2 separate regions of the Mus musculus genome follow, and region 1 is linked to region 2. A link is a loop called in an ENCODE intact Hi-C map of the cell type or tissue named here. Cell type or tissue: heart. All regions are shown on one strand. Each heading gives the region's core, and the rest is flanking DNA. Links, peaks and the distances in the headings are about the cores only.

The links. Peaks named below come from ENCODE experiments on the same cell type or tissue, not always from the same donor. Only the 100,000 strongest peaks of a DNase experiment are listed, where the experiment ranks them.
Region 1: it touches region 2 in a loop (2.2-fold over the local background); 1 of 42 quality-filtered maps calls a loop at or near these places.

The regions. Positions count from the first base shown.
Region 1 is chr19:6,235,356-6,250,334 of GRCm38, reverse strand. Atg2a (autophagy related 2A) reads right to left here and starts at 8,667. Exons shown (of 40, transcript NM_194348.3): 1 at 8,369-8,667; 2 at 5,746-5,908; 3 at 5,496-5,648; 4 at 5,187-5,289; 5 at 4,642-4,876; 6 at 3,935-4,031; 7 at 3,686-3,847; 8 at 3,443-3,583; 9 at 2,459-2,696; 10 at 2,225-2,372; 11 at 2,046-2,138; 12 at 408-563; 13 at 68-311. The coding sequence starts at 8,539. It overlaps Ppp2r5b (protein phosphatase 2, regulatory subunit B', beta), which reads left to right and starts at 14,495. Exons shown (of 14, transcript NM_198168.3): 1 at 14,495-14,823. In heart, for the core only: a CTCF peak has its summit at 8,614; DNase peaks (open chromatin) are centred at 7,834 and 8,744; H3K4me3 peaks cover 2,215 bases; H3K27ac peaks cover 2,268 bases.
Region 2 is chr19:6,053,539-6,068,517 of GRCm38, reverse strand. It overlaps Fau (Finkel-Biskis-Reilly murine sarcoma virus (FBR-MuSV) ubiquitously expressed (fox derived)), which reads right to left and starts at 10,571. Exons shown (of 5, transcript NM_007990.4): 1 at 10,517-10,571; 2 at 10,193-10,275; 3 at 9,946-10,090; 4 at 9,319-9,374; 5 at 8,994-9,169. The coding sequence starts at 10,267. The coding sequence ends at 9,044. It overlaps Znhit2 (zinc finger, HIT domain containing 2), which reads right to left and starts at 7,311. Exons shown (of 1, transcript NM_013859.2): 1 at 6,050-7,311. The coding sequence starts at 7,291. The coding sequence ends at 6,092. It overlaps Tm7sf2 (transmembrane 7 superfamily member 2), which reads left to right and starts at 668. Exons shown (of 10, transcript NM_028454.2): 1 at 668-849; 2 at 1,199-1,395; 3 at 1,496-1,550; 4 at 1,825-2,019; 5 at 2,104-2,207; 6 at 4,320-4,439; 7 at 4,528-4,696; 8 at 4,911-4,991; 9 at 5,072-5,194; 10 at 5,445-5,697. The coding sequence starts at 798. The coding sequence ends at 5,605. Syvn1 (synovial apoptosis inhibitor 1, synoviolin) reads right to left here. Exons shown (of 16, transcript NM_028769.5): 16 at 14,800-14,979. It also overlaps Mrpl49 and Vps51. In heart, for the core only: a CTCF peak has its summit at 7,182; DNase peaks (open chromatin) are centred at 6,347, 7,337 and 9,327; H3K4me3 peaks cover 2,962 bases; H3K27ac peaks cover 2,040 bases.

The DNA of each region.
Region 1 (14,979 bases), core at 6,336-10,335, 180 kb before region 2:
GTGTCCCTGGGATAAAAAGGGACACCTGTCCTGGGGCCCACCCCAGCTGTTTCCTAGACAGGATTACCTTGCAGGTCTGAGCAAGTAAGTTCCAGGCGGGTAGGAGCTGGGGGGCCAGGCCCACTGTTGAGCTCTGAGCGGAACTGGGGCTCACTCAGCTCCAGTCGCAGCTGCTCAGCCCGCACAGCCTGGCCAGCCCAGGGGTCCCGGTCAGGCCGTAGGTCTGGGATGGGGAAGCGTAGCCTCAGGGTGGCCCGGGGTGCTGAGAGACGAAACACTGTCTGCAGCTCAGTGGCCTGTGGGGGCTCTGTCTGTGGAAGGGCGGGGGGGTCAGAGCTGCCACAGGGGACTGACAGAGCTTAAGTGCCCACTTCCCACCCCAGCACAGAATCAGCAGGGCATCTCACTAGTAGGCCAGCAGGTGGCTCAGAGGGTGTGGTGACTTGACGGAACAAGGCAGCAAGGCGGTCCAGGGACCCCAGCTCCACATCAGATTGGAAGTCGGCCAGGTCCAGGGACAGTTCTGAGTGACAATGGCAGGCAGTGGAGCGCCGGGACCGGCTCTAGTTAGGGGTAATGTGAATAGGTCAGCAAGGGTGAGCAAGGACAGGGGAGGAAGCAGCTTCCATAACCAAAGTTCCTAGGCCTCCTTCCCAGCGGTGGGAAGGAGCTGGGTCAGGAGCCACATCGGGGTCAGAAGGGGTTGTAAACCCTGCAGTGACAGGGACCACAGCGCCACTGCACAGCTCCTTTATTACTTCTTCTTCTTTTGTTTTTAAGATTTATTTGTGTATTTATTTATTTATTAATTATATGTAAGTACACTGTAGCTGTCTTCAGACACTCCAGAAGAGGGTGTCAGATCTCATTACGGATGGTTGTGAGCCACCATGTGGTTGCTGGGATTTGAACTCAGGACCTTTGGAAGAGCAGTCGGATGCTCTTACCCACTGAGCCATCTCTCCAGCCCCCCCTTATTACTTCTTATTTTGATACAGGAATTCGTTAGATTGATTGACTTAGGTTGCCTGGCCTTGACTTGTCTTCTTGCCTCAGCTTCTCAAACGCTGAGCCCACAGGGCTACAAGGCCTGTGCTACCACACTCACATGCTACCACACTCACATGCTACCACACTCACATGCTACCACACTCACATGCTACCACACACTCACATGCTCACACACACTCACATGCTCACACACACTCACATGCTGACACACACTCACATGCTACCACACTCACATGCTACCACACTCACATGCTCACACACACTCACATGCTGACACATACTCACATGCTGACACTCACTCACATGCTCACACACACTCACATGCTGACACTCACTCACATGCTGACACACACTCACATGCTACCACACTCACATGCTCACACACACTCACATGCTGACACACACTCACATGCTGACACACACTCACATGCTGACACACACTCACATGCTGACACACACTCACATGCTCACACACACTCACATGCTGACACACTCACATGCTGACACACACTCACATGCTACCACACTCACATGCTCACACACACTCACATGCTGACACACACTCACATGCTCACACACACTCACATGCTGACACACACTCACATGCTGACACACACTCACATGCTCACACACACTCACATGCTCACACACACTCACATGCTCACACACTCACATGCTGACACACACTCACATGCTGACACACACTCACATGCTCACACACACTCACATGCTGACACACACTCACATGCTGACACACACTCACATGCTACCACACTCACATGCTCACACACACTCACATGCTGACACACACTCACATGCTGACACACACTCACATGCTCACACACACTCACATGCTCACACACACTCACATGCTCACACACACTCACATTTTTGTCGTATGCTGGTGCTCAACACGGGCAGGGAAAGGGATAGCAGGCTACAATCATAGCAAGGTCAGAACGGGGACAGGCCTGCCAGAGCCCCTGGAGGGAGGGAGACACAGCCTGGCCATGGCAGCCAGCGCTCTGGCTTACCTTGAGCACCCGGCGAATGGTCTGTGTGTGGCGCAGATGGGCGCAGGGTCGGGCTGAGGCTTCGGAGCCAGAGTGACTGGGGAAGCTCAGGATCTGCAAGGGAAACCCACGGCAAACAAGGTCAGGCTGGCCCGACACCCACCGGAAGGAACCCAGGCCTGCCCTTCCTCTGTCCTCACCTCCGTGTACTCTGGCTCTGTGGCAGCCCTGGGCCATAGGCACTCCAGCACCTCCAGCTGTCCAAAGTGCACTTCGGTGCTGCTTGTCCTCCGGCTGTGGCTGCCCGTGCGCAGCTCCCAGGACAGCTGCACGGCTGTGCCAGTTAACCTGAGGGCAAGGACACAAGTTTCAGCGGGTGGGTCGTGGGCTTTGGGTATTCCCCGTAAGTCCCTGGCTCGGGCTGTAGTGCATACCGGACGTGGCTACAAGGGCAGGCCCTCTGGAAGCGTGGCCTGAGATGGGAGAAGTCCCGGGAGCCGAATGGCCCATCTTTGGCAGCATCGAACTCAGCAAAAAAGTGGGTGGGGAGGTCAGATGGTCCTGAAGACGGGGAAGCAGTCTGCAGCAAGGTCAAGCTCACACCGCCCAAGGTCATCTTCACCAGTGAGTCAGGGCGTGTGGTGTCCAGAAGGGGAGTTGGGGCCATCTTGCCTGAGGGAACAGAGGCTTCAATAGGGCATCCTTGGTGTCTTAGTGCAGTCACAGCTGGCCACTGAGCAGGGGTTGAAGGCACCCTGGCTAGGCTGGGCAGTGGTGGCAAACGCCTTTAATCCCAACACTTGGGAGGCAGAGGCAGGTGGATGTCTGAGTTCCAGGACAGCCTGGTCTACAGAATGAATTCCAGGACAGCAAGGGCTACATAGAGAAACCCTGTCTCAAAAAAAAACAATAGTTTTTTTTTGTTTGTTTTTTGGGTTTTTTTGAGAAGAAATAATACAGTCTGGCTAAGCTGGACTGTGGGATGCTAAATCTGTCGTATCACATGGGTCGTGAAGGCAAGTTCATCAGGGTGACACCAAATTCTTCTTGCATGCTAGACCCTGGGACAAGGCTCAGTTTAATCCTGAAGGTGCTAGAAGGGTCAGTTGATATGACAAAGCACTCATACCAGCCTCTGACCTACACACTGCCTGTTCACTAAAACGTACAGCCTGGTCTTACCATGCGTGTTCTGTAGAAAGGGGATCCGAGTCCCGAAAGCACTCACTAAGAAACCTAGACTGTGTATTATTTCGCCTCCCCAGCTTCCACTGGCAAGTTAGGACACTGAGGAACCCCACTGTCGGTGGGTCTACAGGCATGGCTGGAGCCTCCTGCTTCTATCCACCCACTGTCCTGAGGCTCCTTCCGCCACACCTCGCTCCTGAAGTAAACATCTCTGAGAGTCACTGACTTACCACCCGAGTGGGGTGGGGTTGAGGGTCGGTGGAAGGCCATGTTGCTGTGAACAGAGGAGCCCAGGTCTACGCTGTACACGGAGAGCTCAGAGACAGCCGATGTCACACTGCTTGTGAGGCCGGCCATGGAGAAGAAGAGGTCTGGGGGGTGAGGTGAGGGGCAGTCAGAAACAGACAGGTTTGGCCCCTCAGCTTTTCCACTGACACAAATGCCCCTTCAATTGGAAAGGGCCTGGCACCCACCCGTGCTGTCCAAATTGAGGGGGTTGGTGATGGGGTACAGGCTGAGGGACTCAGCCACAGCACCCGCCTGCAGCTGCTGGTTCAGATCTTGCTCAATGAGCCACAAGTCCTCAGCACCCAGTGGACGGCTCTTGTTCAGCTTGTCGGCCAGGCCTGCAGGGTCTGTGGGGAAGACATTTCAGCACAGCCTGCCTGGCTGTCCCGAGACCGCCCGTCTGCTCCCCTGCGCCCAGCACCCAGCAGCCTCACCTGCAAGGTTGACGGCACTGAGCAGCCTCTGGAGCTGCTGGAGCTGACGCGGGGTCAAAAGCAGGTGCAGGGATCCCAGTTGTCCTGATACCTCCAACTGGGGACCAAGTGGACAGCCATGGAGCCTTTATATGCCACCCAGCCCAAATGGCAGCCTACCTGCCCGTACTCTGGGGACACTGGTTGTACTGCTAAACTTGCTACCAAGCAGTTGAATGGTCTTGGCCAACTTGATTTTTCAGAGTCTGTTTTTCCAGTTGCCAAAAAGATAGTAATCTCTACTGTAAGAACTGGAATTACTCTGGAGTTGAACTTAAGGCAACCTTCCACTAGGCTCCCAAATGCTGGGATTATAGGATGATCTGCCATACTGGCTCTCCCCACTGGGGCCTGGTGTCAATCAACACTTCTGGGAACAGATCCAACATGGGTCAAACACTCGCTTGCTTTCCTTTCTTCCTTCCTTTCTTTCTTTTTTAAAGATTTACTTATCTTATTGTTTTATTTCTTAGATTTATTTATTTAGTACACTGTAGCTGTCTTCAGACACACCAGAAGAGGGCATCAGATTCCATTATACAGGGTTGTAAGCCACCATGTGGTTGCTGGGAATTGAACTCAGGACCTCTGAAAGAACAGCCAGTGCTCTGAACCCCTGAGCTGTCTTTCCAGCCCTACGGATCAAGTTCCCCATGGCTGGGACTCACCTTGGGGCCTGGAAAGGCCTCGTTCTGCTTCAGCCTCACCATGAGCTCCACGTACCCCGTGCAGCTGCCGATTTGCAGAGGTGGCTGTGGTGGGTCTGCCTGGGAGGGCAGCTCCTCAAAGTATAGGCAGACCCCACTCAGCTGCAGCAGCTTGTGCAGGAAGGCAGGCGGCTGGTGCACGTCCACAGGTGGGGCCTGGCTGGGGTCCCGCACTGCTTCGTCACAGTACTCCAGTCTGCAGAGTGAAGGGCCCGGCCTTGTCCAGACAACCCCAGGCTAGAAGCCCCCTCTTTAGAGCTGTCCCAGCAACATGGAACTGAGGAACCTGGCTTCCGTCTTGGAGGCTCAACCAGCCTTTGGTTCTGAGTCTCAAAGTTTTTAAGATCTAAGTGATTTTATGTCTATACACAGTTCAGGCTCCCAACATAGCCCACTTCCCAAATCTCACCAATGCCCAACCCAAGTCAAGCCTGTCCCTTCCCAGGAGCCTGGCTAGGAGAGGGGGAAGAGGCAGTTGTCTCCTGCCATTCCCCTGTACTCCTTACCTCTGCACTCGGACCTCCACAGCCACACTTCGATCCTCATCACCCAGTGAATGCTCCACCCTCACAACAGTGTTCAGGAAGGTCACCTTGATCCTCCGGAGCACTGTGGAAGGAAGGAAGGAAGGAAGGAAGGAAGGAAGGCAGGCAGGCAGGGAGGGAGGGAGGGTGTCTAGAGTTAGGTGGGGCATTGGGAAGCAAGGCAAGTTCCTGCCAGCCTGGGTAGGAAGGTGGCCACCGTATTACTATCTGAGGTCCCTGTCCTGTAGACTGGAGGGCCCAAGAACAGCCTAGCAGTAGGGACCTGCTCACCAGTCTCAATGGTCTGTGCAAACATTTCCAGCCCCTCCAGGGGCTGTGGTGGTTCTGAGGGTTCTGGCAACCCTTCCCGAAGGCACTCTTGAGCCAGCTGCAAGCTTGTGGTCATGCATGAGGCCCAACTCTGAGAGTCCGCAGCCCCTGGTCCTGTGGAAAAGAACAAGGGAGTCAGGATAAAAGGGCCCCGACTCTCCTGGGCCCATCCCCAGCAACTGCCTCCCCTGTGGTCTTACCCTGCTCTCACCTGAACCCTGGCGGGGCTGCAGGGTAAGCTGAAGGCCTGACACACACACAGTGCAGTGGTCAGTGAGAAGTGCAGCCCAGGGGACAGCCACCTCGATGGAGCTCACAAAGCCTTCCACCAGTTCCAGTGGTGACTCCATTGACCTCAAAAACTCGTTCACAGACTGGGTAAGAGGCAAGGGAAATAAAAATCAGCTCACCAAGACTCTGAATATGGCTACCTGCCACAGTCTCACACAGCCACTGTCTTGGAGAGCACTCTTGGCATGGTCATCCTTCTTTCTGCTACTTACAAGGCCTTCCCTTAGGCCCTGACCTGTTTCTGTCTCACTAGACAGTGCTCAGCCCTTTGGGCCAGCTAAGAAGTTTCCTTCTTATGTTTGCTTCAAAACTCTATTTACTGCGGGGTGTGGTAGCCTGCATGCCTTTAGCCCCAGTGCTCAGGAAGCATAGGCAGGTGGACTGTCTGGAGATCTAGGCCAGCCTGGTATACAGTTGGTTAAGTGCTTGCCCAACATGCAGTAAGCCCTGGGTTCCATCTCCAGCAGAGTACAACTGGATGTGGTGAGGCTCACCGTGGTCCTGACACTAGGGAAGCAAAGGCCAGAAGATCAGGAGGTCAAAGCTGTATATGCTGAGCTAGAGGCCAACCTGGGCTACATGGTATACGAGATTCTGAGCACCTTCTATGTGGCAACCAGAGGCTGCAGGGATAGATAATGAGTGCCTTCGTCTCCCAGCCTGGCTAGGTTGTAGCCAGGGTCTCAGAATGCCAGGCTCTGACTCGGAGTCACTGAGCACTAGGCAAGGGTGAGCAGAACCTGCATATAACCCAGCAGCACCCCAAAGGTGAGCCAGAGTGAGGAGGAAGCAGCCAGGTGGAGGAAGTAGGATGCTGGCCCACCCCAGGCATGAGAAGAAGCAGAGAGACCTAGTCAAGAGCAGCAAGTAACACATCTTCATCCTAGACAGGCAGAGTTCAAGGTTAGGTCCAGGAGAGGGATTGATCCAAGGCCAAATGACCCCAGTCCTAGACCCACAGTAGAGCTATACAATCAAGACATAGGAAGGGGATGCTGTGCTGGGTTTGTATCCCTGTCGGCCTGGGAACGCCTGAGGCCATGAGTCACTAGTCTTCTCCCTAAGAACCCAGGTGCTCTGGGTAGTACTCGGTAAACACCCGCTGAGCCCACGGATAAACAAACAAGGCCAGAGCCAGAGGCAAGCAGAGGTTGAGTCAACCTTCCTCTTCTATTGATGGGGACACTGAGGCCTAGGCATTTGTCTTAGTCACTCCAGGTACCAGGAAAGCTGAGGCTGGGAAGGGCTCAACTTGGTCCTTGGACCATGTAGTTGCTTGGAATGCCTTCAAGGTAGGGTTGTAGGGTGAAGAGCAGAGAGGGGTGGGCTTAAGTGAGGTGCCTGGGCTGTCTGGGAGAGGCTAGAAAACAGCCAGGGCCCTGGACAGCCCCCCCTCCCAAAAAAAAAAGAAACAAGAGAGTGGACTGAGAAGGCATTCTGGCTGAAAGCAAAAAAAAAAAAAAAGGGAACACCCAGATGTTGGATATTTTTCTGAGCGGTTTAAGAGGCGAAGGTCAGACACCTCTTATACCAGGCCATTAGAAGATGCCACCATCTCTTCAACCCATATTTGTTCCCAAAGGCATGGCTCACCTCTAGCTCTTTCTAAGTGAAGCTGCAGACCCATAGGCCAGCTAGAAAAGAGAAAGAGGCCAGCCCTGCCACATGCCCATTCTACTGCTCTTGGAGCTAGGATGACCCCATACCAGCCCTTAGCTGGAGCCTCTAATTGGTGGCTCCTTGGCTACTCCCAGCCATCAGCTGTGAGTCAATGCCCCTCACCTGCCACCCCCAGCCTCCTGCTCAACTCCATACCCTAGGCCTCAGACCTCCTGAGCATCAGGCCCAGCTTCTCCTCCCATCCCCCACCCCAGCTAGCCTGAAGCTAAACCTCTACACCTCTCCTGGAGGGCTGCCCTCCAGGTAGAGATGCCAGAGACCAAGTCCTTCCCTAAACCCAAGCTAGGCCCCTCCCACTCTCCCAAAAGCAGGAAGTAGAGAGCAGCAACAGTCACACGAGGTGTGGATCAACACAGAAGGCAGTGACGCTGTTGTTGACATCCACATCCGGGGGCGATCTCCACCCCTTATGCCCAGGATCATGGGGTGAGGAGGTCAGGACACATCTTTCTACAGGTGCCCCTGGCAGGGCTCTTAACACCCCCAAAGCCTCCCTGACTACCCTAGTTCCAGCTCTTGTTACTGCCTGGCTCCCCACAACATCTCTCTGCTCCCCTAGCTCCCGGGAATCCCCTTCCCCAAGCAGCTCTCCCAAACTCCGTATGATGATGGTGACATTTTTTTTTTTAAAGTAACACCTCACTTCCTAGTCTGTCTCTCCTAGAGAGGTGAAGACAGAGACTTCTCTCCTAGCTTCTGGTTAAGTGGTGACGGGCCAGCCAGGGGGCCTGGCGGAGGCGGTCGAGACCCACTGGCCTCTCCAAACACGGTGCCTGTCCTCCAGCCCAAACCTTCCGCGAGGACCCTTCGCTGGCCCGTGCTCCCTCTCTCCACACCATCCCACCTCTGCCCTGCCTCCTCACCCAGGTTTCCAGGTGAATATCCCGCAGGGCAACGCTGCCCTTGTACAGATCCAGGCTGAGCTGGTCCAGGCTGAGGTGCTCCTGAAAGAAGTGACCCAAGTAGTGCTGTAGCAAGTAGCGGCAGACACGCTCTTTCACACAGTTCGACCATGGCCACAGCCATCGTGACATCTCGGGGACCGCCGGGCCCGAGCCGCTTCCGCTGGCCGACAGCCGGCGATCTCGGTCCGGCTGTGCTGTTCACTAGAGCCCCCGGTTCGCCCCGCCGCTTCTCTCAGCGCCAGGCCGCGCCCCCGGACGCCCAACCACGCCCCCACGCTCGCTGCCATTGGTCATTGCGAAGGGCGAGGCCCACTGATTGGCCGCGGGAGGCGGAGCCTTGAAGAGCGAAAAAGGGACTGGGCTCTTTGCGAGATGAAATGCTCCCAATCGTAGTTTACGCTTGCGCGTAAATTCTGAGTGGGAGGACCTTTAACCTCCTTGCTTCAAGCTGCGGAAAGGCTGCAACCGTAGGGCGACAGTCCGGGCCAGGAAGAGTGCGCATGTGCCGATTTGTCCAACTTTTTTTTTTTTTTTTTAGGTGATTGGGAAGAATTTAAAGGAACAGTGACTCACCCAATTTGTAGACAAGCTTATCAGAGGAGTAAAGTCAGTGCGAATTTTGCAGTCTATCTTTTGGCAACAAATGCACATTTGCACTTTTATAAAACTTTTTTTTTTTTTTTTTTGGAGACAAGCTTTTCTGTATTTGGCGGTTCTGAAACTCACACTGTAGTCCAGGCTGGCCTTGAACTCATAGGATCCTCCTGCCTCTGCCTCTCTATGATGGAATTTAAGGCGTGCATACATCATCACGCCCAGCCCTATGAAACTTGCTTTAGTCCTTTATCTTTTTTCATTTGCTTATTTGTTATTTTATCTATTTACATTTCTGTTTGTATGTTTTTCGAGACAGGGTTTCTCTGTGTATCCCTGGCTGTCCTAGAACTCACTCTGTAGACCAGGCTGGCCTCTAAAGCCTGCCTCTGCCTCCCAAGTGCTGGCGTTAAAGGCGTGCACCACCACTGCCAGGCATCTATTTACATTTCAAATGTTATTCCTCCCAGTTTGCCTCCACAAAACCCCTCTCCCCACTCCTCCTAGCCGCTTATCTTATCCATTATTGTTAACAACTCCCTAAAAAGGCACTATTTGTTTCCACTTTTTTTTTTCTTTCTTCTTCCTTGTTCTTTCCTTTTTTTGTTTTTTGTTTTTTCCGAGACAAAGTTTCTCTGTGTAGCCTGGCTGTCCTGGAACGCTCTGTAGACCAGGCTATCCTTGAAATCAGAGATGCATCTGCCTGTGCTTCTAAAATCTGGGATTGAAGGCACACACACACACACACCCATTTCTCTCTTTTTAAAAATTCTGTCAGGTCCCCAAGAAATTCCTTTTCCCAAATTCAGACATTTAGACAAAAGTGAGGATTCCCTCAGGGACATACACCAAGCCAGTCTTTGAATTCCAGGCTAGCCTAGTCTACAGAGGGAGTTCCAGAACAGCCAAGGTTACACAGAGAAACCCGGTCCTGCAGGGTGGGGTGGGGTGGAGTGGGGGATGATAGTTCCTACTTGCTAAGAGGAGCCATTCTGCTTATCTCTGGCAAAAGGGACTATGACTCACATCAATGAGAGTCTTTGGTGCCTAATGTATATCTATCAAGGTCCATGCTAACCTCTTGGGCTACCTGAGTCCCTACTCATAAGTACATGGTACAGAGTCATCCTGGCTGGCAGACCCTGTCCCCTAACCTCTCCAGCCCTGGAGGTTCATTTCTTTGCCCTCTTTGCTTTCTCTGCACCCCTGCTCCCCTCTCTCCCTGCTCTGGACTCTTCCAGATGCCTCTGGCTGTTCTCTTCCTTGCATCCACAAGGAACCCATGCCTTCTCCTCAGCTGTACTTTCGAGTGGCCATGTCCTCATTTTCATTTGGTTTGCTAGTGTTCCCAATTTAAGAGGTAGAAAATAGGATTATGAAGGTTGTTTAGCCCATCACCAGGAAGGTCTTTTTTCCCTCCTCTTCCCCTCCCATTTAAGGAATGCACAGCAGATTAAGGTCCCTCCCTTCTGTGGTTTGTTGGGGTCCTCTCTGAAATAATGGCTTTTCATATGTCTAATCCTAAAATCAATAATTCAACTTTCCATAAACTGGGATCTCCTCTTTCCTACAGCCTGGCAGCTAAAAATGGCCCCCCACCCCCCTTTATGGTTTTTCAGGACAGGATTTCTCTGTGTGTGTCACAGCCCTGACTGGACACTTTCTGGATCCCACTTTGTAGTCCAGGCTGGCCTCAACTCACGTGCCTCTGCCTCCCACCCAAGACACTGCCACACCCAGCTCAGAGAGACCCTTTCTTTCTTTTTCCCTTTCTTTCTCTCTTTCTTTTATAAGAGGATTGTTTATTTTATGTATATAAGCACACTGTAGCTGTCTTCAGACACACCAGAAGAGGGAATCTGATCACTTTACAGTAGCCACCATGTGGTTGCTGGGAACTGAACTCAGGACTCTGGAAGAGCAGTCAGTGTACCTAACCACTGAGCCATCTCTCCAGCCCTGAAAGACCCTTTTTTAAAAACAAATGAACAAACAAACAATGGCATAAGCAAAAATCCTGGCTTAGGGGAGAGACTTGGCTTCTTCTCAGCTCTTGGTAGGTGATAGATTGTTTCCCCACTGCCAGTGACAAGAGCCAATTCAAGGCAGATTAGATTATATTAAAAGCAGGTTTATTGGGAAGCTGCAATCAGGTGAGTTCACTGGCCCCAAGGATTGAGGCCAGGTGAGTCACCATAGGGCTGGGGTGGGGGTGGGGGGGAGAGAGCAGGGAGAGAAAGAGAAGAGAGAGACCAAAATGTCTGGACTCTATAGGCAAGAGCCTCTAGGCTGGAAAGTTCAAGGTTGAGGGCAGGGTATGCCAGGAAGGAACTGAGGGATGCTGGGAGAACCTAGAGGCCAGGTCTGCTTTCCTGGGGTCCTAAGCCAAATGCAAATTGTTAATCTCTGTGCTTCAAGACCAGGTCTGATAGTTTGGGCTGCTCAAAAGCTGTAGTCAAGGCTGGCCTTGAACTCCTAATCCTCTGCTGTCATTTATCATGGGTGCTGAAACTTCAGGCATGCTACATCAGGCCCAACAGGAGATTCTATTTTTATTTTACTTATTCTTTTGTTTGTTATTTGTTGCTGTTTGGGTTGTTTTGTTTTTAGCAGTGTTGGGGATTGAACCCAGGTCCTTGTACACACTAAACAAATACTCACACTGGGCTGTGACTTTGACTTGTTCACATCCTCCACCTTTCTGTTCCGATGGCAGCTCGGCCGCTCATTATGTAGTAGGGTCTTTAGAGAGCATCCAAGAGAAGTGAGTTGGACTCGGTGACGCCAAATTTGTCATCACTGGGAAGTGGAGGCAGAAGAATCAAGTTGAAAGTTATCCTCTGCGACATAAAAGGCTCAGGCCAGCTGGAGAGGTGGCTCAGAGGGTAAGAGCACTGAGGTCCTGAGTTCAAATCCCAGCAACTACATGGTGACTCACGACCATCTGCAATGGGATCCAATGCCCTCTTCTGGTGTGTCTGAAGACAGCTACAGTGTAGTCATCTATATACAGTAAATTAAAAAAAATTTTTTTAAAGGCTAATGGTCTCTCGGCTACCTGGGCTATCAATCAATCAATCAATCAGTCAATCAATAAGATTAACTATAAATAAATTTTAAAATTAACTACTACTAATAAAGTAGATGTAGTAGCTCACACCTGCAAGCCCAGCAGCTGAGAAAGAGAAGCAGAGGGTTGGCTGTGAATCAACCAGCCTGGGCTACATTGTGAGCTTTAGGTAAGCCTGGGCTACAAAGTGAAATAACCAGACTGGTTGTCCTGCACCTTTAATCTCAGCACCTGCTAGTCAGAGAAAGGTTCTGTGGATTCCAGGCTGGCCTGGCCTACATTGTGAGTTCCAGGAAAAGCCAGGACTATATAAAGAGACCCTGGGTCAAAATATACAAACTGTGTAAGTATGTATACAGGGTGTGGTAGTGGCACACCACACCCTGCATAAGAGGCAGAAACAGACAGATCTCTGTGAATTTGAGGTCAGCCTGGTCTGTATAATGAGTTCCAATCTACAGTTTGTCCAGTCTACAATTGTAAAGAATGAGCAAAAATATAAGAGGGTCACTCACAAATTCCAAGCAGTGAGTCCCAGGGCAGCTAGAATAACATCAGCACAGGCACACAGAAAGATATAAATAAATACAATGACACTTTGCTAAGAGTAAGAGTGTGAAAAGAATTGGGTATTGTGGCTTACAACTTTAATCCCAGCACTTGGGACATAGGCAGATCTCTGAGTTTGGGGTCAGCCTGGTCTGCAGAGTGAGTTCCAGGACAGTCAGGGTTTTATAGAGAAACCCTGTCTCAAAACAAACAAACAAACAAACAAACAAACAAACAAACACAACCCCCAAGTTTAAAAAGAGTAAGAAAATACTTTTTAACCCGTTATCTTGCAATGCCTGTTTGAAAGCGAGTCTACTTCTGAGGTGAGTAGGAAGCTCTTGCTCTGCTTGTGGGAAGCCTCACCTCATCCTCCGCATCAAAAATTTAAAATCCCAAAGCCATTTTCTTCCACTAGTTTTCTTCCTGCATCATCTAGGCCCCTGCCAGGCATGGGTGGCTTTGGGCAGCCTGGCCTGAACACTGCAGCCGAGAGTCTGTGGAGAGCACTACCTTGTCACAGGCAGCAAGGCGTCCCTCCTGCCTTGGCCTCTGGGTTCTGGTCTGGCGGGAAGAGGCTCTGTGGGTCTGGCTTTCCCGGCTTATTATTAGGGAGTAAGGGGGAGGGAAGCCATGTCTGAGCCCTGGAGGTGGGCCAAGTGGTAGTTTAGGGGTTCCTGTTCTGTCTGGCAGGTGAAGAACAGAGCAAAACGGGAAGTGAAGATCTGCTATCTCTGAGCAAAGGGAGTACTGTCTCTGGGTAGCCATCGCTTGATCTGGGTACCCATCCATTGAGGTGCTAGACTCTAGAACAGTGTCCTCGATACAGGCTTTGGCTGTTTGTTGCTCTAAGGTGGGCACTTCTTAGGTAAACAGACTTCTTTTGCAGCACTAAGTGATCACCAGGGTCCATAAATGGGTGGGGCCAAAAAGCACCCCAATTCCCCCAACCTCATTGCTCTCTCTCTCCTGCTGCTCAGCAAGGACCAGTTTGTCACCTAGGTAAAACTTCAGGATAAAGGTCTCACAGTCATTGTAGGGAATAGAGTGTTGGCGACCAGGTACTATGAAGGGAGCCCGGGACTGCAGGCTGGGAACTTTTGGCCAGAATGCCAAACTCTTGGAATACAGCTGAGCCTTTGATACCCAGCAATGGGGTTTTGATCAAGAACTCCCCACTCTCCAAGGCACATCTTGGCACCAGAGGAGCTGGGAGGTACTGTGCCTTAGGATGGGGGCAGCTCCAGGGTAGCACCTTCTGCCCTCCTTGCTTTGGCATCCCAGGGCTGTCCCTTTAAACTACAGACCATGATGTCACCATGGACAGTAAGTGACAGGAGGGGCACTGCAGGCCGGGAGAATGGACTTCATTTCCCAAGAGCCTCTAGTGAACCACACCCCTCCCAGCAGGCGCTAACGCAAACCCGACTGTTAACCCCTCCAACGCCGGATGCAAGGGGTTTTGTAAGTGTCCGGCTTCAATCTGGGCTGAGTATGAGGAGAGAGGATGGCCTGAGGGACAGATGGCTCAGACCAAATTGTGGGCCTGGCACATCATGCTAGGTAGGACTCTGTCTTGCATTAGCAGGTTCCAACACCGAGTCCTTTTCTTTCCCTACACAGTGTCCCTTCCAGAATTCGGGAGTCCAGTTCTGAGCTGGACTCTGCCCCAGTCTGCTTGCAGGTTTTAAAATCCTCAGCTTTTCTCGGAAGTACTGAGTTCCTCCCCTAGCTCCGAGGTTACCCGTAAAGTTCGGTTGCTTCCTTTAAGCAGGGTGGGGACTACATTTCCCAGAGGCCCCGAGTCCTCCCTGACGCAGCCCCCCCTAGCGGAGGGAGGTGCGGGCCGGGAGGGGGGGAGGTGACTTGATGTCATCCTGAGCAGCTGGGCGGCGGGTGCCGGTGCGCAGCGAGCCGGGGCTCCCGCTGCGCTGCACCGCGCTGATCTGAGTCCCGGGATATCTGCCGAGGGTCGCGTGCTGCCGGGGCCCAGCCCAGAGCCCACCGAGTGCCCGACCCCTTTTGGGGCTGAGCTGGGGGCATGCTCCAGCACCCCCAGAGCCTGGGAGCGAACCCAGGAGCGCCGCCGCCCAGCCCCAGCGCCCCGAGCGGCAGAACCACCGCTAAGGACCCTTGAACCGTCGTCTCTTCCACCGAGGCAACCTCTAGGGTCGGCGACCAAAGTCTGGGTTTCTGAGAAGTGAGTGTGTACCCCAATACCACATTGAGGTTTGGAGACCAGGAAGGAGCGGGATATGAGGAGAGATGCTAGGGTCTGAAAGGGGGTGCACGAGAACAGGACCCTCATTTTTTGGGTGAGTGCACTGAGACAGGAGACATTAGTGGAGCTGGAGTC
Region 2 (14,979 bases), core at 5,626-9,625:
GGTGGCAACATTGCATTGTTCCCTTCTTAGCTGAGCCCTAGAAATTTCTGTCTTTATCTCCCTTGCCTCTGCTCAGAATTTGGATGTATCCTCCTCCCCAAAAGACGGCAATCCTGAGCTGCATCCCTGTGTCCACCTGCAGGTGTCGGTGCTGACTGGCATCATTAAGATCAGCTTGAAGACACTACTGGAGTGTGTGCGCCTACGCACCTTTGGGCGCTTTGGGCTGCAGCAGGTGCAGGTGGACTGCCACTTCCTGCAGCTTTACTTGTGGCGCTTTGTGGCTGATGAGGAGCTAGTGCACCTGCTGCTGGACGAAGTAGTAGCCTCAGCTGCTCTGCGCTGTCCCGACCCAGTGCCCATGGAACCTAGTGTTGTCGAGGTCATCTGCGAGCGCGGCTAGAATCTGCCAACGAGTCGCGTAGTAGCCCTATCGCCCTGTCCTCCCTGTGCCCTGTTCTCATCCTAGAGGCCCTTCCCCGCTGGCGGGTTCATGGATCCTTCTAATAAACTTATGTGTCCTCCTCCTTCCTCTTGCCTGCAGGGGCGGGACCCGCCCGGGTTGGGTTTCAGTGCCGAAGCTTCTGAGGCGCCAGCATGGGGCCCGCCTCCCAGCGCTGATTGGCTACTGTGCTGGGCCCAGGGTGGGCAGAGGGCGCGTCCATTTAAAGATCAATGAACAAGAGCAGCAGCTTTTCCACCTCCGTGTCTGATGCAGAGCCATAACCCGGCATGGGGCGGTTTGTGTTTCCTTGATCGACTTTTGTGAACCATTGTTCCCCGGCAAAGCAGAGATCATGACTTCTCGTGAGGCCTCCCAGGCCCCACTGGAATTCGGGGGGCCGTTGGGTAAATGGGAAGGTTTGGGGTGGAGGCTGACCTGATGCCACTTAACGGGAGCAGGATAGGATACGAGCTCTATAGAAGGCTCGGAGCAGAAGGATCCGGTGCGCGGGTGTCGGGGTGTCTGCAGAAGAGGAGGGAGTGCTGACAGCAGCACAGCGGGGAGTTTGTGTAATGAAAGACAGTTGGGAGAGCAGGATGGTCTTTGGGAATGCCAGAGGGCAGAGGAACAAGATGAAAATTAAGATAGGAGTATGGCGCTGGGAAACTGCTAAGCAGGCAGGTGACTCAAGGCGCCCGAGGACTTGAGAGAGCTCTTGGGAGCAGTCACGCTACACAGTGGCCCTCTTTCCAGGCGTCGCGGCTTTACTGATCCTGCTGCCTGCCACCATGTTCCACCTGCTCCTGGCGGCTCGCTCGGGCCCGGCGCGCCTCCTGGCCCTACCGGCCTATCTGCCTGGGCTGGAGGAGCTGTGGAGCCCATGGGCTCTGCTGCTATTGTTCATCTGGCTCGGCCTGCAGGTGGCGCTCTATTTGCTGCCTGCACGCAAGGTGTGTGATCTGTTTTAACACACCAGGGAGGAGGGTGCAGGGAGGGCTGGAGCCTGGGAAGTCATCCCCAGCTCTTATAAAACCTGCCCTGTACCCGCAGGTGGCCGAAGGCCTGGAACTGAAGGACAAGAGTCGCCTGCGCTACCCTATTAATGGTGACTGGGGTTCCCCCCCCTCCCTGAATCGCAGTTAACATGGGTTGGGGTGGGTTCCAAGGGTGGTGGGAGGTTTATGGACCAGCTCTGATGACATGTTTGTGCCCTTATGGGAACCTCGCCGTGCATCTACCTCTTTTGCTACTACTCAGCTCCAGGCCAATGGCCAATGTTCTCCCAGAACTGCGTGTGTGTGTGTGTGTGTGTGTGTGTGTGTGTGTTGGCTTTGGAAGTATGCAAGCCACCCCAGGGCTCACTCTGTGCTGTGGTTCAGGCTTCCAGGCTCTGGTGCTAACAGCCCTGTTGATGGGGCTGGGGGTGTCAGTGGGGCTGCCCCTGGGGGCACTCCCTGGAATGCTCCTGCCCTTGGCCTTTGCGACCACTCTCACCAGCTTTATCTTCAGCCTCCTCCTCTATGCGAAGGCTTTGGTAGCTCCTGCCTCAGCCCTGGCTCCTGGGGGAAACTCAGGTGAGAAGGGTCCCAGTGAGGTAGGGATGAGGTAGGTGGGATGCATGCATACCTGGTGTGCCTTCACCTTCTGTTGTTCCCCAGGAAATTCCATGTATGACTTCTTTCTTGGACGGGAGCTGAACCCTCGCCTCGGTTCCTTTGACTTCAAATATTTCTGTGAGCTGAGACCTGGCCTCATTGGCTGGGTATGCTGACATGCTGGACTTAATTCTGCTGGACTTGGGCCAGGAGAAGAGCAGAGTGGGCTAGCATTGCTGGGTGGGCAGCAATCATTCATTCATTCATTTGCCAATATGTTGCTGTGTTATGAACCTATGGTTTTGCTTTAATAGAACAAGAGGGTTTTTAATATAAAATCTTGAGAGAGAGAGAGAGAGAGCGCGCGCATTTGGCTTATGTACATAAAGCCCTAGATTCCAACCCTAGCACCACAAAACTAAATCTATACCACAGTGATGACAGGCTGTATGGGGGAGCAAAGCAGGCAGCGAGCTGGGAAAGCAGGTGCAGCTTCGGATGTAGCGGCCAAATATAAAATCAACTTCAAAGACAGCTAAGGAGAAGCTTGAAGGACCAGGCAACTGCCTCCAGGGATTGTCAGATTTAACACCTTGTTTGTCATTGGTGGCCTTGACAACAGGCCAGCTGTTCTTGTGTTAAGATCACATGTACATGGGGTACATGGGTGGTGGCCAAGAGCTCCAAAGGGGCTCAGGCAAGGTCCTGCCTTCACTGTAGAGGCAGGAGTGCCCATGTCCACTGAATCTGAGTTTGGATTTGGTTTAGTTTTGAAACAGGTCTCACTCGGATAGTCCAGACTAGTCTCAAAATCAAGGTTCCTTCTACTTCCCTCAGCTAATCAAGTAACTAGGATTACAGTTACTACAATCCCACCAGGCCTAGTCCCAACATTAATCGGAGACTGGCCTGTCAACATATATGCCAGAATATAAGGTTATTTTCTCACTCATAAAACAGGATTGAATGAAATTTTCTTCTACAATTTCCTGTGAGGGCTGGGTGTAGTAGGGCATGCCTTTGATCCCAGCACTCCAGAGGCAATAGCAGGCAGATCTCTGTGAGTTCAAGGCCAGCCTGGTCTATATGGTTCCAAATCAACCAAAGCTACTTAGTGAAACTCTCTCTCTCTCTCTCTCTCTCTCTCTCTCTCACTCTCTCTCTCAAGAAAATACCACATCAGTATTACTGAAGAAACTACACTATTCAGGCCACTGGAGCTACTAGAAAGAGAGTCTAAAGCCAGGCAGTGGTGGTGCACACCCTTAATCCAGCACTTTGGCAGAGACAGGTGGATCTCTGAGTTCGAAGCTAGCCTGGTCTACAGAAAAAGTTTCAGGACAGCGAGGGATACACAAAGAAACCCTGACTTATTTATATTTTTTAAAGATGTATTTGATTTATATGAGTACACTGTAGCTGTTTCCAGACACACCAGAAGAGGGCATCAGATCTCTTTACAGATGGTTGTGAGCCACCATGTGGTTACTGGGAATTGAGCTCATGATCTTTGGAAGAGCAGTCAGTGCTCTTATCCACTGAGCCATCTCTCCAGCCCACCCCTTTTAAAAAAATATTTATTTATTTATTAAAGTACACTGTAGCTATCTTTAGACACTCTAGAAGAGGGCGACAGAACTTGTTATGGATGGTTGTGAACCACCATGTGGTTGCTGGGAATTAAACTCATGACCTTTGGAAGAGGTCATCTCTCCAGCCCCAAACTCTGACTTATAAAGAAGATGACAAAAAGGAGGAGGAGGAGGGGGGCCAGGTGGTGGTGTCGCACGCCTTTAATCCCAGCACTTGGGAGGCAGAGACAGGTGGATTTCTGAGTTCGAGGCCAGCCTGGTCTACAAAGTGAGTTCCAGGACAGCCAAGACTATACAGAGAAACCCTGTCTCGGAAAAAAAAAAAAAAAAAAAAGGGAGGAGGAGGAGGAAGAGGGTACAAAATTTAGGTTCATAATAAGCCAATTCTTAGCTCTACAAACATATTAGTGTTCCAACAAGAACTCAAGGCGGGGCCCTGATTACTCCTGTTTCCATATGGCAGTGGGGACGTGAGTTTTAGCAAAGAGACATATTCTGCCCAAGTGATAAAGCTCAGATTCCAAGGCAGGAGTTTTAAGTCAAGGCAGAGTCGCAATCCAGTGTGTCTCGAGTACACGACCTGGATCCATTCAACATGTGAGCGGGCAGCTGGAAGGAGGGCGAGGTCGGCACTGTTCTACCCAGATGCTCCACTTCAGACAATGGCCCTGTCCTCACTTCCTTTAGGTTTTCATTAACCTGGCCCTGCTGATGCAGGAGGCAGAGCTTCGGGGGAGTCCTTCCCTGGCTATGTGGCTGGTCAATGGCTTCCAGTTGCTGTATGTGGGTGATGCCCTCTGGTATGAGGTGAGACTGGATTGGAGAGCAAGAGGCAAGCAGGGGATCTTGAGGATGTCATCTGGACTAAGCCAGTATCTGGGTCATGTTCCTGCAGGAGTCTGTCCTCACCACCATGGACATAATACATGATGGTTTTGGCTTCATGCTGGTCTTTGGAGATCTAGCTTGGGTACCATTCACCTACAGCCTGCAGGCCCAGTTCCTGTTGTACCATCCACAGCCTCTGGGGTTGCCCATGGCCTTGCTCATCTGCCTCCTTAAGGGTCAGTAGGAGGGCCCTTCATTTCCCCTTCCCCTTCTATTCATGCTTTATTCAGTACCCCTCAGGTAGGGCCTAGGCTCTGACGCTTCTCTAAAGCTGGAAGCCAGCTCCTGGGTATCATAGCAGAGCCTGGGATTTGGACAGGCTTTGGTCAGGGTTAGGCAAAAGGCTGGGACTCCTACCTCACCACCTGCTCGTACCGTACCTTCCCTCAGTTATTGGTTACTACATCTTCCGAGGGGCCAACTCCCAGAAAAACACATTCAGGAAGAATCCTTCTGACCCCAGCGTGGCTGGTAAGCTGGGTCTCTTAGAGGTTATGGGTGAGATGAACCAGGAAGGCTCTGTGGTTCCGTTTCATTAGCTGTATTTCTAGGTCTTGAGACCATCCCGACTGCCACGGGGAGGCAGCTGCTGGTGTCTGGGTGGTGGGGTATGGTTCGACACCCCAACTACCTGGGAGATCTCATCATGGCTCTGGCATGGTCTTTGCCCTGTGGTGAGTGGGTTTTGGAGTAGGTCGGTGTGCCTGGTGGGAGGACTGACTAATCAGTTAATGGAGGTGGACACAAAACCTATGACCCGACACCCTGTGTGCCATCAGCTGTGAAAGCTTTTATATGAAATGGGTGCTAGTGCCTGATCATGCAGCCCCTTCCCACCAGGGCTATCCCATGGGTCCCTTCCCTCCAGGGCTATCCCATGGGTCCCTTCCCTCCAGGGCTATCCCATGGGTCCCTTCCCTCCAGGGCTATCCCATCTGCTGCCCTACTTCTACGTCCTCTACTTCACTGCACTGCTGGTGCACCGCGAGGCCAGAGATGAGCAGCAGTGCCTCCAAAAGTATGGCCGTGCCTGGCAGGAGTACTGCAAGCGTGTGCCTTACCGAATCATACCCTATGTCTACTGAAGCAGGTCCACCTAAGAGGTTGAAAGCAAGAGGAAGCCACTGCTTCCAGAAGGAAAGTATTTTTCCCTGTTGAATAAATGTTTTCAACCTTTCCTGTGTTTTTCTTCTATCCTGGGGCCAGTGACTTGAGGCTTGGGGGTGACTAGTTGACTAAGGAAAGCTTAGAAGTGGTTTGTGGGTCCAAAAGTCTGACGAGGAGAGACAACTGGGCACCTCAGGCCTGGGGGATGTGATGTAGTTCAGTTATAGAGTGCTTGTGTAGCACACAGGACGCCTCGGCTATTCAGCACTGTGTACATTAGCAAGGTGGTTAACCCCTGTAACCTCTCACTGTCCAGGTGGGTGACAGATCAAAGTTCCAGGGTCATCCTCAACTACACAGTAACTTCAAGAGAAGCCTAGGACAGGGCACTATCTTTACGGAAAAGGCACTGCTGACATTCGGGCAGACCAGACACATCTTTATTAATGACATGGATACCCAGTTCAGCCAGGGAGTTCCTCAATGAGAGTCCTTGGAGTGGGTGGCACTGGGCCTCCCCAAAGCCGTTCTAACTCTCCAGTAAGCGTTGCCATCTCCTCAGCTGTCACAGCATGGGCTCGGTGGGCTCTGGCACAGTCTAGCGCCAGGGGTGTGAGGGCAGCCTCGTTTTCGTTGGTCCAAGCCAGCAGGAACTGGCACTTCTTCCGAGCCCGGTAAAGTCGATCTCGCTCTCCACCAATCACAGCCTGCTTCCGGGCTCGTCCCAGGGTCTGAGCTAGGTGCCCCAGTGCTGTCAGAGTGTAGCCTTTCTGATTGACTGGACCCTCGCCCAGCAGGATTCGGGCAACTTCTTGCATAGCACCCCGCGTACCCAGGGGCCCAGGTGGGTGCTCGCCCGCTTCCAGTACGTGGGCTGCGGCCTGCAGGGCTTCCTCTGTAGAGCCAAAGACTTGCTGGGCTCCCAGGGCCCCAGAAACATCGAGCAGGGTGGCACAGAAGTCAGAGAGTAGCGCGTCGTCGTCCCCTCCATGATACAGGGCGAGAGTATGAGCGTAGGCGAACAGCACGTTGGGCAGCTGGAAGCGCACCAGCGGCGATGCCGGGCTGCGGCTCAGACTGGCCAGTGCTGGGATGCGAGCAGGCAATGCTAGCGGTCTGGCGGCACAGGAGTCTTCAGCAAATGGCTCTGCGGCAGCGGCATCATCCCCAGATTGCAGCGCGGTCCTCGCAGGGGCGGGCTCCGGCTCCGCAAGATCTCTGTTCGCGGCATGATCCAGCTCCTCCAGCAAACGTGGGCCGGTGCCGCGGCCCCACCACCAGGGCCGCCACGGAGGCAGAAGGCGTCCGGCTTCGCCACGGCTCAGCAGCCGCTCGAACGCCGCCTTCTCAGCCGGCGTTAAACGTTCCCAAAGTCCAGAAAGGCCGCCCGGCCGCGCCCCGGGCCCGAGGCCTGCTTCCTCGGGCTCATCCTCGGCCTCGCGTTGTTCGCGCAGCCGGCGTAACGCGCCCGCCAGACGGCTGGGCGAAGCGCTTCGGCCACGGAGCTCTCGCAGCACTTGGTCGCGGTAAAAGTCTTCGGCGCAGGCGCCGTGCGCCCGGTAGCAGCGCAGCGAGCAGTAGGGAGCATTGCAGCGCGGGCAGGTGTAGCGCGCAGGCAGCGCTTCCCCGGCCGGGCAGAAGCCGCAGAGCCCAGCGGGCTCCATGGAAACTGGTGCCGCCTGTCCCGTATCAGCTCCGCCACTTCCGGCGCTTCTTTGGTTATTTCCGCCTTTATGTGTGGGGGTGGTTGGCGGGCGTGGCCTCCTTTCCGCACATTTCCGAAACTTCTCGGTAACTTTCGTGTCTCCAGTACTTCTTTGAGCAAGCGCAGAAGTCGTCCAAACTCTTCCAAAGGAACAGGTTTGCTCGCCGAATTTGGGAAAATCATGTCGCTAATCCCAGTTTGTTCTTTATGGTTGTACCAAATTGTACAAAAATAAACTACCTTTTAAATAACAAAACTAACCACCACCACCACCAAACAACACACCAGGGTCTTAGCAGGGCGTAGTGGCATACGCTTTTAATCCCAGCGTTGGCAAAGGTAGTCTGATTTCTGTGAGTTCCTGTAGTCAGTGCTTTCCAGGATACAGCTACATAGTCATGCTCTATCTTGAAAAAAGAAAAGGCCAACAAAATAATAACAACAGGCCGGACAGTGGTGGCGCACGCCTTTAATCCCAGCACTTGGGAGGCTGAGGCAGGCGGATTTTTGAGTTACGAGGCCAGCCTGGTCTACAGAGTGAGTTCCAGGACAGCCAGGGCTACACAGAGAAACCCTGTCTCGAAAAAATATTATTGATAATAATAACAGACAAAAATAAATGAATAAACCCGACATGTTTAACAAATCTGGAGCTCAAAATACGTAACACGTAAGCATATCAAATTGAGGCCAGCCTGGGCCTATGTGAGACCCTGAATCAAACAAACAAACAAACAAAAAACAACAAAACGATAACGAGGGGCTGGAAAGATGGCTTAGCAGTTAAGAGCACTGACTACTTCCAGAGGTCCTGAGTTCAAATCCCAGTAACCACATGGTGGCTCACAACCATCCATAATGAGATCTGATGCCCTCTTCTGAGGTGTCTGAAGTCAGCTACAGTGTACTTACATATAATAAATAAATCTCTTTTAAAAACCAACAATGTGGGCTGGTGAGATGGCTCAGTGGGTAAGAGCACCCGATTGCTCTTCCAAAGGTCCCGAGTTCAAATCCCAGAAACCACATGGTGGCTCACAACCATCTGTAATGAGATCTGACTCCTTCTGGAGTGTCTGAGGACAGCTACAGTGTACTTACATATAATAAATAAATAAATCTTAAAAAACAAACAAAAAAAAAAAAACAATGTTTTCCCTCAAGTTGTGTTGAAATTTAGTTTGTATTGTTAAGCATTATGAGGTCTATAGAGGGGTAGATGGGTGATCTGCCTTAGTGGATCATCTATAGGGCATGCCTGTAACAAAAACACTAGTGCCGTCATAATGGAAAGTGAACCAACACAAACCCAAAAGCTGTCTGGCAGAGCCCATAGAATCTGTACCTTTCCAATACCACTTGTCACATTTCTGTATTTCGGCTCAGCTATCCTTTCAGTAAACACATCCTCTGTGATCTTCTAAGGATTCCTTGTTTTTTTGTTTTGTTTTTCAAGACAGGGCTTCTCTGTGTAGCCCTGGCTGTCCTGGAACTCACTTTGTAGACCAGGCTGGCCTCCAACTCATAAATCCACCTGCCTCAGCCTCCCAAGTGCTGGGATTAAAGGCGTGCCCCACCACTGCCCCCCCCCTTTTTTTCCTACTTGAGACCAAGGCACTTTGCTAGCCTCTAGTCACAGCCTTACAAATGAAGAAAACATAAGAAGTCTGGACACAGTGGCTTTATTAGCATGGCAGGGTGGCAATAGGACTTAGGAATTGGCATTGGGGCCCTTCTTCTTCCCAAAGGTGGGCACAACATTGACAAAGCGCCGGTTGTACTGCATTCGCCTCTTGGCCCGGCCTGTCTTCTTCTTCTTCTTTTCCTGTTTGGCCACCTGAGGAAAGGAAGGACTGATCAGACCCTGGGTGACCTCTCCCATGCCTGCCCACCAGCTTCTCTCCATAAGAGAACACAGACGGGAAATCCAAAGGCCTTCACTTGGCTGTGATAGAAAGAAACAAAGTCCAAACACCAATCACTCACCTTGGGAGTCTGACCTCTCACTTTTCCAGCCCGAGCCAGGGAACCGTGAACTTTACCTGTGTTAGGGGTGGGGAAAGGGATCAGGTTAAGTAGCAAGGTCACGCCCAGAGCAACTCTTCCTCCCTCAACTCTTGAGCTTTTTAATGACAAGTTGGGCCCAACAAAGAATGAAAGTTGCACAGGCTTAGAGACAGGGTCACAACATAGCTGTCCACGTCTTGTCTTCCACTTCAAGTCACAACCAGTTTGTGCAGTGCTGAGAGCTGACAGATACTAAGGCAAGGACTCTAAAAACCAATCCATACTCTTAGCTAACATTCTACACACAGAGCAAAGACAGGAGGAGCACACTGAGAACCTAATAACAAGACTTTAATTATTATTACTTTCCTTTTGCTTTTTTCCTAGACAGAGCTCCTCTGTGTAGCCCTGGTTGGCCTGGAATTCACAGTGATCCGATTGCGTCACTGCCTCCCTACCACCAGGTTTTAGTGGGGATACTGAAAACCAGACTTAACTATCACTACGATCTAAAGTCCCTAGAAGGCACAAGTATACTATCAGAGAAAGGACCTATCACATGGTTTACCTACAGACATTCCATTAGCTCTGAAAAAAAGCACTCACCTCCCAGCATGCGGCCTGCTACTTCCAGAGTGGTCAGGGCCTCTACGCCACACTGGCCTAGGGTGGCCTCATCCTCCAGCGGCGAGCCTGCCAGAAGCACGACTTGATCTTCGGGGGCAATGCCTTCCAGGGAGGCCACATGATCCTTAAGGAAAAAAAGGAGCAATGTTTATAAGTAGACAAACTTTCCCCGTGGGCCTGGAGGTAAAGGAGTGCAGTTAGGAATCAGGGATCAGTACATACTTACTTTGATCTGGGCGACCGTCTCCTGGCCGGTCACCTCGAGGGTGTGTAGTTCCTGGGCGCGGACAAAGAGCTGCATGTTGGCTACTGAAGGAAGAAAGGCTTGTGAGTGATGATAGGGAGCAGCCCAGGAGAAAGGTCGCGGTACGGTAATCAAGGCGGGGGATTGCGCGGTCTCCCATGCGGAAGGCCAGGCTCGCCGGGGACCCGGATGGAGACGGAGCGAAGGCCGCAGAACCGCCCTTGTACTTTGCCTTCCCCGCACCCTCTGAGCCCGTAGACCGCTGGCTACCGAGCGCTCCTGGCCCAGCAGTCCCCCGTGTCTCACCTAGCCCGCGGACGCCGCTGCTGCTACCGCGAAGATGGAGTCAAGAAAGAGGAAGAAGTGGGGGCGCGCACGTCCTCACCGCCTGCTGCGTGTGACGTCACTGCAGCGCGACCGCGCGGATCGCTGGTGGTTTGTACCGCCCACCGCCGTCCCAGCCCGCCCCTTACGCTGTACGCAGGCGTTCGGTCCTTGTGGCCTGCGCGCGCAGAGGGAGGCGGGGCGAGCCCGGCTGCGCGCGCATATGACACTCAGTTGAGGCGCCAAGATGGCAGCAGCGGTGTTGCGAGCCGCTTTGCAGGACTGGAGGAGCTGCCTCGGTCGGAGCTACGGGCGACGGAAGCTGGTAAGAGCCCGGTGGACAGAAGGCTGTGTGTGAGCCTCACTGTTGCTCATGACCACCCTGAACTTCGTATTCCCTCACGAGGCCTTAGATTTGCTATGTACTCCGCTTCATTTTATGGAGGGTAGATTGAGGGTGGAGAGGGCAGGTGCAGAGCCTGGACTGCGCTTGGAGAGTCTGGGTTTGGGAATGTGGCTGCCGCATCCCAAGAGTTGGGTAAGACCGAGAGCAGCTGTATGTCCCCGCTCGGTGCCTGATCGATCAAGCATGTCATTTCGGAGTTAAAGAGTTTCAAAAACATGTTCAAAGACAAATACTGAAGAGTACTGTATAGGTCAGTCGTATGCTTAATCGGCTTTTCCGGATTATGCACGTTTGCCATTTGAGTCCTGGAGAGGTCTTGGGATTCTGACTGAGAATTTTCTTTCAGGTCACTCCCACCCCCACCCCCGGTATCATGCACACTAAAATATCCAAGTCTGGTGCTTTTCTCAGTTCAAGTTTTTACTCATGCTTTTTTTTTTAAGCTAAAGTTCTCCTGTGTTAATTAAACTAAAGGAAAGATGGTTTGTTTTGCCTTAGAGCCAGACCCAGGGGCCTCCTGATAACCCCGGCTTTGTGGAGTCTGTGGATGAATACCAATTTGTGGAGCGCCTGCTCCCCCCTACCAAAATCCCAGAGCCACCAAAACATAAACATTACCCCACTCCTAGTGGTTGGCAGCCTCCCAGAGGTGAGTTGAACAATAGAGGCTTTGGACTTTCCAGTGGGTTTCGAAGTTCTAAGATGTAGGAGGGTTAGTATTGTCCTGCCCCTGGGGAAGGTACCAACAGCAGCACCCTATGTTCCTGGGGTGAGGTCTTACCTTGTAGTGAAAAAGCAGAGAAGACCCATGTGTGTGGAGTTCTCTTCTTCCAGTCCAACGAACCCTATGTAAATTCAACAAAATGGGTATCATCTCAGTATGTGAAACCTTAATGCAGAGTCCAGTGTGGGGTTTTTGTTTTGTTTTGTTTTGTTTTGTTTTGTTTTGTAAAGTCTCATTGCCAGTACAAGGTTTTAGGACAGTTGGAACTACAGAGAGACCAAGAGGGCTGAAGAGGTTGCTTGCTCATCAATTAAGAGCACTAGCTTCTCTTCCAAGGAACTCAGGTTCAATTCCCAGGACCTACCCACCTGGTAGCTCACAACCATGTGTAACTCCAATTCCAAGTGATCTGACAGCCTCACAGACATGTAGGCAAACCACTAATTCACACACACACACACACACACACACACACACACACAAAACCCAATAAGAATCCCTTTAACTCCCATCTCTTTGTTCCAGATGCTGTCAGCCTCACTGGGTCAATGGGAAAGGAGAGAGTAGTCCCCGAGCTGAGGGGTAGGGGGTGGGGGGTCCCCAAAGATGCAGGTAGATAGATACACACATACTCTAGTAAACTGCTTTTATTTGTTTTCTTAAAATATTTATTTATTATATGTGAGTACACTGTAGCTGTCTTCAGACACACCAGAAGAGGGCGTCAGATCTCATTACAGATGGTTGTGAGCCACCATGTGGTTGCTGGGATTTGAACTCAGGACCTTTGGAAGAGCAGTCGGCACTCTTAACCGCTGAGCCATCTCACCAGCCCCTTATTTATGTTTTTAAGTAAGTGTGTGTAACCCTGGCTAGCCTAGTTTTTAATCTGTGGATCACACTGGCTCCAAACTCAGAAATTCCACTACTGGGATTAAAGGAATGTGCCACCATGCCTGCCTTCATTTGTTTGCTTGTTTGTAGACAGGGTTTTTCTGTGTAGCTCTGGCTGTCTTGGAACTCACTTTGTAGACCAGGCTGGGCTCAGAAGCCTTTCTCAAGAAGCCAGGCTTTAAGCTGCTCATCAAAGTAGCCCTTGATTCGAAGGGTACCTGTCACCTCATTAACCTGGGTGATAGGTGTCTTTCCCAGCAGTGGGCTCAGAAATTCTTCCACATCCTTCTGTAGGGTCTGGGGAAAGATAAACTCCAGTCACCAGTTTCCAATCACAGGACCCCATGCCTCTTCCTCCAGAGTGCTGGGATTAAAGTGTAAGCCAGCATGCCCAGCCTGACTTCTAGGCATGAATAGTCGTGCCCACCTTCTTTTCTGTTGTGCACTTAGATGGTAGCAGGTCTATGTGGGGACCATAGGACCAAGGTAAAAATTCAGCCTTGACTCTATGAACTGAAGAACAGAGATGATCTGCAGTCTAAGGCAGTCTTGTCCATTAGGATTTAATACATTATAGCAGGTGCAGCAGGCCTGTAATCGCAGAACTTGGAGGTGGAAAGAGTTCAAGGTCTTAGCTATATAGAGTTTGAGACCAGCAAACCCTGACAGAGCCCTTTGCAGCTTCGGTGAGGGGAAAGGCCTTGGTTGAGGTGGATGAGGCTATGATAAGCTGGCTTTTTATACTGTATCCCTTTATAGATCCTCTTCCCAGCTTGCCCTACTTTGTTCGTCGCTCTCGGATGCACAATATTCCTGTCTACAAGGAGATCACACACGGCAACCGACAGATGACCTTGATTCGGAAAGTGGAAGGTGACATCTGGGTAAGTGGCTTGGGTGTGTACCCGAATCTTCCAGGGATGAAGGCATGGGGTCCTGTGATTGGAAACTGGTGACTGGAGTTTATCTTTCCCCAGGCCCTACAGAAGGATGTGGAAGAATTTCTGAGCCCACTGCTGGGAAAGACACCTATCACCCAGGTTAATGAGGTGACAGGTACTCTTCGAATCAAGGGCTACTTTGATGAGCAACTTAAAGCCTGGCTTCTTGAGAAAGGCTTCTGAGGCCTGATGGTCAGCCCTGTGGCAGTGCTCGCGACAGACTGGCCTCCAGAGAGGAGGTGGATTTGAGTCTCTGGAATGGGATACAAAAATCAGGGCTTAAGTACTTAGGATGAAAGGGCTTTGAGATAAGGCCTTGCTTTCATAAAGTACAAGTAGACCTGTGTGTCCATGTGTCCACTTGAGAGCTGTCCCAACATGGGAGGCCATAGCAACAATCAAGCTATCAAAAGCAGATATTAACTGCTGTATAGATAATCTCTTGTGCATTGTGTGGAAGCATCCCCTGTCAATCAAAAGCTGATGGCCAGTGAGCTGAGGCAGGACTAGAAGGCGGGACATCTGACAGGGAGATTCACCCTGGACTTGGAGGAAGCAGGATGTAGCAAACTGAGGAGAGGAAACTCACCAGCCATGTGGCAGGCGTAGTCTCGTTTAAATGGGTTAAATGGGTTATGAACTAGTGGGAGCAAGTCTAGTTTACGGCCATAAGCATTGCACATACAAATGCGCCTGTAAGTCATAATTCAGGAACTGGGCTGAGCACCAGTGGAAAAGCCTGAGATTACAAACTGCTGTCCCATTATAAACTTAATACATTTCCTATTGTTTGCTGTTCTGGAAGCGACCACCCAACCCTGTTCTGGAGGCTTCACAGCATAGACCCATCAAGGAATCAATCCTTGACCTAGAGCTCCTGCTATAGGCCGGGCGTGGTGGAAGCTATGGAACAGAAGACAGTACAGCAAAAAGACATGGACGGGAGTGGATGAGACAAGCAATATCTTAGGTTCTGAGTGCTGTACTAGGTAGGGTTGGGGAATCACCCTGTGACCTGTAATCAACTATACAGGGGTGTGAAGACAAAATGCAGACCTTTCACTTCTGGCGCCCACCTCACCAGCCACATGTCCAACCCACCATTAAACTGGCTAAACAATGTTAAACGGTGTTCAGAACCTGCCTACCCTGTGTGACCTCAGACCTAAGGTAGCTAGCGGTAGCAACCTCCCAGTGCTCTCTAGTTGCTGATCTCAGCACCCTCATCCCAGGAACCACAGGCCGGTCCATTCTTAGGTCTGTAGACTAAGAGCCCAGCCCTACCCTAGGTGACACGTTCTACCAATCATTAATGCAAGTTTTTATTGAGCTGTATATACAATTTAAGCTATTAAAATTTATACAATATTTACAAATTAAATAATCATCTGAAACTCTCCAGAAACTCCTGTAACACAAAACCAAAAGAAGGAAGCAGCAGCTAGGCCTTGGCTCCCTAGGCCTGGCCTGGCCCGGCCCG